2 separate regions of the Homo sapiens genome follow, and region 1 is linked to region 2. The links are chromatin loops, found by intact Hi-C in ENCODE. Cell type or tissue: CD4-positive, alpha-beta T cell. All regions are shown on one strand. Links, peaks and the distances in the headings refer to the core of each region. The heading gives the core; the rest is flanking DNA.

The links. Peaks named below come from ENCODE experiments on the same cell type or tissue, not always from the same donor. Only the 100,000 strongest peaks of a DNase experiment are listed, where the experiment ranks them.
Region 1: it touches region 2 in a loop (5-fold over the local background); 3 of 110 quality-filtered maps call a loop at or near these places.

The regions. Positions count from the first base shown.
Region 1 is chr6:168,893,228-168,896,745 of GRCh38, forward strand. No RefSeq gene overlaps it. Among named protein-coding and RNA genes, the nearest start is that of LINC01615, 270 kb to the right of the region's middle. In CD4-positive, alpha-beta T cell, for the core only: a CTCF peak has its summit at 1,972 (motif pointing right); a DNase peak (open chromatin) is centred at 2,014; H3K4me3 peaks cover 401 bases.
Region 2 is chr6:169,749,665-169,753,182 of GRCh38, forward strand. DYNLT2 (dynein light chain Tctex-type 2) reads right to left here and starts at 1,908. Exons shown (of 4, transcript NM_174910.3): 1 at 1,675-1,908. The coding sequence starts at 1,794. It overlaps ERMARD (ER membrane associated RNA degradation), which reads left to right and starts at 1,958. Exons shown (of 18, transcript NM_018341.3): 1 at 1,958-1,999. The coding sequence starts at 1,994. In CD4-positive, alpha-beta T cell, for the core only: no CTCF peak of the experiment used is centred there; a DNase peak (open chromatin) is centred at 1,967; H3K4me3 peaks cover 1,940 bases; H3K27ac peaks cover 1,888 bases.

The DNA.
Region 1 (3,518 bases), core at 516-3,015, 860 kb before region 2:
AACTCATAATTTCCTTCAATGTTAAAACATGAGCCAGTTGCCTGTGACTTTATTCCTTTCGTGCATTCGTGAGTTTACTATCAAGGAAATACAGGTAAGCTCTTCACGTTTATGTTTTCACACTCTTAAAGGCAACTCTGATTCTGATGTTTTAGGCTTTAGTCCATGTTTATCCTGTCTTCTAATTGTTCTAATTTTATGCATGTCTATAATAGTTGTCTTATGTTTCTAAATTACTTTTTATCTTTTTATGTTTTATAGCTATACCCTTTTTCATGATTTTTAGTGCATTAATGCCTGGGAGTGACAGCTGTTTACAATTCAAATCCCACATTCTGCTGCGAACTCTCCTCCTCTGTGTCCGGAAGGTTCTATCCACTTTCCTTTTGTGCATTTAGTTATTGGCACTGCTCCTTCTCCCCTAAAAGAATTCTAAGCAATTACACTTGCTCCATTTCCCTTTAAGGACTCGAACTCACTTCTCCCAGCAAGTCACACTGGCTTACTTGGTCATTGATCTTATGTTTTAGTCTCATTTCCGAGAACCTGCTCATCTGCGGTTGCCTTGTGTGTGTTGGAGACCTTCTCAGAGATGGGGTCATTTTGACAAAGTCACAGAGCAAAAGCCATCACACATCAAAGCCAGGGCTCCTCTGATGCTGAGCCAGTGGTGGGGCCAGGGCTTCTCCGATGCTGAGCCGGTCCCTTTATCCCGTACCCCATCCTCCCTGTGTGAAGGGCATGTGAGACAAAGCCCTTCCAAGTGCAGGACCTGACTCATAGCTCTGACACCTCTGCTTCCTGGGCCGTGTGTGGACAGGCACTGTCTTCTTGAGTGTAGACTGTGTGTTTTTCATTCTTCCATCTGCGACCCGTGGACCTGGGCGTGGGCGATATGGCTGCATTGAGCCTCTAACTGGCTTTCTTATGATAATTATTTTTATTTTTATTTTTTTGAGACAGAGTCACGCTCAGTTGCCCAGGCTGGAGTGCAGTGGTGTAATCTCAGCTCACTGCAACCTCCGCCTCCCCAGCTCAAGCCATTCTCCTGCCTCAGCCTCCTGAGTAGCTGGGATTACAGGCACCTGCCACCATGCCCAGCTAATTTTTGTATTTTTAGTAGAGATGGGGTTTCACCATGTTGTCCAGGCTGGTCTTGAGCTCCTGACCTCAGGCGATTCGCCTGCCTCGGCCTCCCAAAGTGCTGGAATTACAGGTGTGAGCCACCGCGCACGGCCTACAATAATATTTTTAAAACGGCTTTCTCCTATTTTCTTTGGCCTGTCTAAACTTAAGTATCCATATTTCTGTTTTCTGTGTTTGGATATATATATATATATATAATATTTTCCCCATTTTCTCTCATTTTCCCTCAATTTCCTAAAATTTGCCTTTTTCCTTTTATTTTCTTATGACATTATTCTTGTCAAGTACAATTGCTTTTGAATACAAAGTATTTTGGTTTATGATGTTCATGATTTGTCCTGAGATCCTAAAATTTTTGAGGAGAAACCCTTGTCTTCACTTCTAAGACTATTTTATTTTAGTTCTTTTCTCTGCATCCCCCTTAACCAGCTAATAACATTTTGTCTTGATTTCATAATATGATAGGTTTTCATCTTTGTGACTACCATGTGGTCACTTTTACTCACTAGGCTTTTGAACTCAATTTAAACAGAATAACTTACCAGTGCAAAATATGAGGTTAGATGAGTAAGTTGGAATCAAAATTCTGCCATGTTGGGCAAATTATTCACCTACATATTGTGAAGTGTTGTGTTATTTCTCCTTATTTATTCTTATGGGGTCTTATTAAAATCTTAGCATTTGTTAAAGAAAATAATATTCATCATTTAAAGACCAGACGGTTCAATCTAATGAATTTTAATAACACAACAAATTAAACCACGTTTGCCCCATTCTGTAAACAGCGCTGCCTGCTTTTCTGTCCTGGCACAGTGTCCAGGCTTGGCCACGAGGGGGCACTTGAAACCTGCCTTTCGGTGCCTGGTCGTCGTCCCCTGAAGTGAAAAGTTGCCCTTCCGGTTATTTCCCTTCCTGTTTGTCTGCCTCCGGGGTGTGTGGCTTCATTATCAGATCTCAGCAGCTTATGAACTTTAAAAAGGGTAATAAGCCCTGTGAAAACCCCCTTTGTGCACGTTTTCAAAAATGTATTTAACATCCAAAAAGAATGTTATGACACTCACTGTCTCCACGAGTGAAAATGTGTGTGCACATTGTGTGTGTGTGCATGTATGTGTGCATCCATACGTGTGTATGTATGTATGCATCTGTGTATGTGTGCATGCATGTGTGTGCGTCTGTGTATGTATCCATATGTGTGTGTATGTGTGTGCATGCATGTGTGTGCATGTGTGTGCACGTGCATCGCTTGCATGTTTTCTTGTGTGTGCATATCTGTGTGTGTGTGTGTGTGTCCCGGATAAATAAGCCATCAACTAAGAAGGAAACAGGCTGGCCTTTGTCTAGGGCCTGCCTTACATCTGCCGGAGTCCAAAGTCCACAATTCTTCCCTTTCGATTTCTGCCTTTTCCATAACTGGCACTGACCAGCAGAAACAGAAATGTGTTGTGAGGTCACCACCATCACCTTTCTGCTCATCCACACGTGTGCTGGGGTCTGCTGCCGGCAGCGGTGTGGCAGGACTCGGCGGTCTCTTGTGCAGGTCTGCGTCTCAGATGAATGAGGATGAAGTTTTGATTAGATGCCCTCTCCGTTCCCTGAAACTCTGGAATTCTAGGCCTGTCTCTTTTTCCTGCTTCCTTCCCTCCCTTCCTGCTTTCTTCTCTTCCTTCTTTCTTTTCTCTCCCCATCCCACCCTCCCTTTTCCCTTTTTCTCCCCCATCCCTTTACTCCCTAAATGAGTGTCTGAGGGGCCGACCACAGTGCCGTGCTGTGTCCTCTGCGAGTGTGTATTCAGAACTACAAGAAATCACTTTGTTCCTTCTCCTGTGTACTCACGGAACTTGATTCTTGCCCTGAGAAGAAGGCAGGAACCGGACACCTCCATCACCCTCTCTTTTTACACTTTCCAACGTCAGGACAGCACCCTTCCCTCCACTCCCACCTTCAGACTCTCAGAGGAACAGGCCATCTTCAGCTTGCGTTAGAACCTCTCCTCTACAGCCAGGACCCAGGTGTTTTCACACATTCCCCAGGGTTTTCTCTCCAATCAGCTTTGCGCCCCATCCCTCATGTTCACATTCCATTTAGAGAGGAAGCTGCACTGGCCCTGAGCCCCGCATTGCCTGGTGTTTCCCATCACTGCTCCACTGACCTTCCTGTCTCCTGCCGGGACGGTGGCTGTGGCCCCCGAAGCTGGGCTCCTGCCTTCCCTTGCCCCCCACACCCTCCTCGAGGCTCCAAGAGTGACAGGCTGTGGGCAGCCTCAGTCCTCTCCCCTCTCCATCTGCTTTCAACCAGGAATTAATTCGAGCAGGAACACCGCAGTGAACCCTTCCTGGCAGAATAGGACTGTGGTGTTGAAGGCAAGGCTC
Region 2 (3,518 bases), core at 653-3,152:
TCATCTAATTAGCTTAGTTTGGGTCTCATCCTTATTAAAAAGTTAAGGGAAGTAGCTGACAATCTCACCAAAGCTCTATACAATTGCAGATGAGTTAATTCTCTAAAAGTTAACTGAGGTGCTACCACTAGAAAAAAAGAAATGGAGGCAAGACAGATAAAATCAAGAGATGGTCATATTGATGAAACAGTATGTCTTAAATTTTCCTATGCTCCAAAATAGGGAAATTAACAGCTACCTTAAATTAGAAATAACTAAGTGAACAGTTTCCTCAGGTACATTTAGTGAGCATTTGTAGAGTCCTTTCTCAATTTCTTCCCAATTATTGTTCTATTCAAATTTCTCACCTCTAAAAGAATCAACTTTAAAGATAGCTATAATTGATCACATCCATATCAAATACTAATAATTACTTTGGTCCATGTCCCCTCACTCCCAGATTTTAACCTATATACCAGGTGCACCTATGTGTCTCCTCATTTTGAGTTCAGGCTCATTGAATTTTAAAGACCACTTCAGACCTCAGATAGGCAGTAAGTTTATAAAAGCCACCCTTGTCTGCCTCAATATATAGAAATTTTTCTTTACTGTTGGTGACCTGTTACTCAGACTCATTGCCAAGAAATACAGCATAGTGTTTGGGAGTGTGAAGTTTTAAGTCCAACTGATTTAGGTTTCTAGCCCTGCTCTGCTCTTTTTCTTAGCTGTGTAAACTTGGCCTGTTTGCTTTTCCTCCTTTATTTAGTTCGTTCTTTCCTCTGTAAAATGTAGACACCAGGGAAACAAGAACCTGAAATTTCGCCATTATTTTGAGAATTCTCTTTTTAAGAGTAATCTTAAAATGTTTTAGGGTCTTCAAAAAATTGTTTTGCCTGTCATCTCTATCTTCATCCTATTATAGGTCCACGAAGTAAGTACGAAGAGAAACCAGTATAGGCCAATTGGACCGAGTACTAGCATACAGGTTCTGGTCCCAGCTCTATCATTACAGCTTTGTATCCTTGGGCAAACTAATTTTCTGTTAAAGTATCAATAAAATATAGAGTCTTTAATACATTAACGGTTTTCAAAGCCTAATCATATAGAAATACCTGTTATACCACCAATAAAACTGAATAATGACCCTTTCCATCAATATCAGTAAGTTTTGGACAGGGTATTTTCAACTTAAGTTTTTTTCTCCTGTACATTCTTCAAATATCCAGACTGCTGATGTTTTAAAAACCCAAAACATGGCACTATTCTGCCTGGTTTATCAAATTATTTTTTTAATACAACACACTCATTTTTCGCTAGCAAAACTGCTTATAATGGCACTAAATACACTAACATACTGTGTTTTAGTACAAAGCAATAATACTCAGAGTACTCTCAGGAAATCCGCAAGCTGAGTAAATTTGAAAAGAAGATCTTGTAACCACCCTTCCAATCGACTTATGTAGGGTTCTATGGCCCTAATTAAAAAACAAGAAAACTTTAGCACTCAAGTCCAAAGGGGACTGCCCAACTCAGTCTCAGGCTTCAATTTCGCATCTGGGGAAAAAAGAAACACAAAAGGGAGATGCTGCCTCCTTGGCTCTGGGGGTGGTGACGGGAGCGGGGCCCACTGGGGAGCGATTTCACTTAAACGGTCGGACATAGCCGTCTCGGGCCCCTAGCAGTCTCCGCACTCACTGCCTCCTTCTCGAACATGCTAGGCCTCCTTTCTTTCCTAGGCGTCACCGGAGCCTGCTGAGGGGTCTGGTTCGGGGTCTGGATGGGGCTCGACTTCACGCCTCGGCCTCGCTTCTCCATCTCGCTCTGTTCTCCAAGACGCCCACCGCCTCCCCTTCACCGCCGGCGGTCAAACGCCCTAGCCAGTCCCGCGAGGGCGGAAGTCTCCCACCTGCGCCTCGTACGGTAGGAAGTGCCCGCCAGGGCTCCAAAGCGCCTGGAGGAGGGGCGCGCAGGCGCCTGCGTCATTCACGCGCGCCGCAGCGGGGCACCGGAAGTTATGGAGGTAGGGCGGGTGTAGGGCCCGGTTCGATCCCGAGCTAGGCAGGGAGTCGGCGCCAGGCTGGGTGGTGCTCGGCTACGCGGAGTGGGCGAGCGAGCACGCGCCTGCGGTGGCCGGCGGTCCCGCGCTGGAGGGCGCTGGCGACGTCGCGGCCCTGGCCTCTGTGGCGGTATCGGACGCTCGGCCCTGCAAGACGCCTGGCGGGCCCTGCCGGCCTCCCTGGGCCAGGCTCGGTTTCTCCGTCGCCTCCTGGCCCTGAGCTGGAACGCGGCGGACGGTCAGGGAGGGCTGTGCGCGGTGGCGCGGGGGCGGAAAGCCGCAGGTCGGGCTCTCACCTGACCGTGGCTCGTTCCTAGAAGCGCAGTTTCCTAGTCGCTGCCTGTAGGGTCCACACTCGGACAGTAAATTTGTGTTCATCGCCGGGCGTGGTGGGGCCTGTGGTCCCATCTACTCCGTAGGCTGAGGTGGAAGGATCGCTTTAGCCCAGGAGGTGGAGGCTGCAGTGAGCCGAGATCGCGCCACTGCACCCCTGTCTGGGCGACGGCGAGACCCCGTCTCCAAAATGATGATAACGATAACTACCATTTTTGAGTACTATGTGCTAGATGCTTTTCATGTGTTATCTGATTACTGTAGCCCTACCAGGTGCAGCCTGGCACCGTTTTATTTCACTTAGAACTGAGATTCCGATAAAGTAACTTTTCCAAGGCAAGAGGTAGTCAGAGGCTGAGGAATGATTCAAATTTAAGTCCAGCTCCAAAGCACCGGCCCAGTGTAGTCTGCAGAGTTCCAGCCCCATAGAGCCACATGGAGGATGCGAGTGACAATCGCCAATCAACAAATAGTTGATGTAGATTTCTTTAGTGATGACTTAATTGTTAGGGCCTGCTGGGATTGTTCGAAAACCAGGGCTGAGAGTGGAAAGTGCAACTTCTGGGTGCAGGAGGAGCAAACAGGGCAACTGATAGCAGTTTCCACATTAGGAAGCTGCCCAGAGCTAATTATGACTGTCACAACACAGCCCCCCCTTAACTCAACACACCAAAATAAAGAGCTTCGGTTCCGCTTTAGATCCTGAATTTGACTTCTTTGCAGGTTTATACGATGGTCTTAGTGTCATGTGGGGTAATTGTGAGGATTTCGATTGTATTTAATTCTCCATGGAAAACCAGTACGGTTTGCTACTTTTTACATGGCAGGGAAGGCTAAACTTTACCTCTGCCCATCTTAGTTCGGAGTGACCCCTTTAACAAATGAAAGGATAACAAGAAAAAAGTTTATTCTTGGACAGAGTACACATCACAAGGGATAAACCTTAATGAGAAGTAACTTGAAATGGTGGCTTAGAACTACATTTGTATACCATCTTCAACAAAGAACTGTAGATTTGCAGAGAAGTGACAGGACACAGGAGAGCAGTTTTAGGCTTCAAAGGGCAGGAAATTGGGAAGGTAGATACATATTCGGAAACTAATGGAGTAAGAATTGTTTGCAGATTCCCCTGGTACCTTAACTGGTCTGG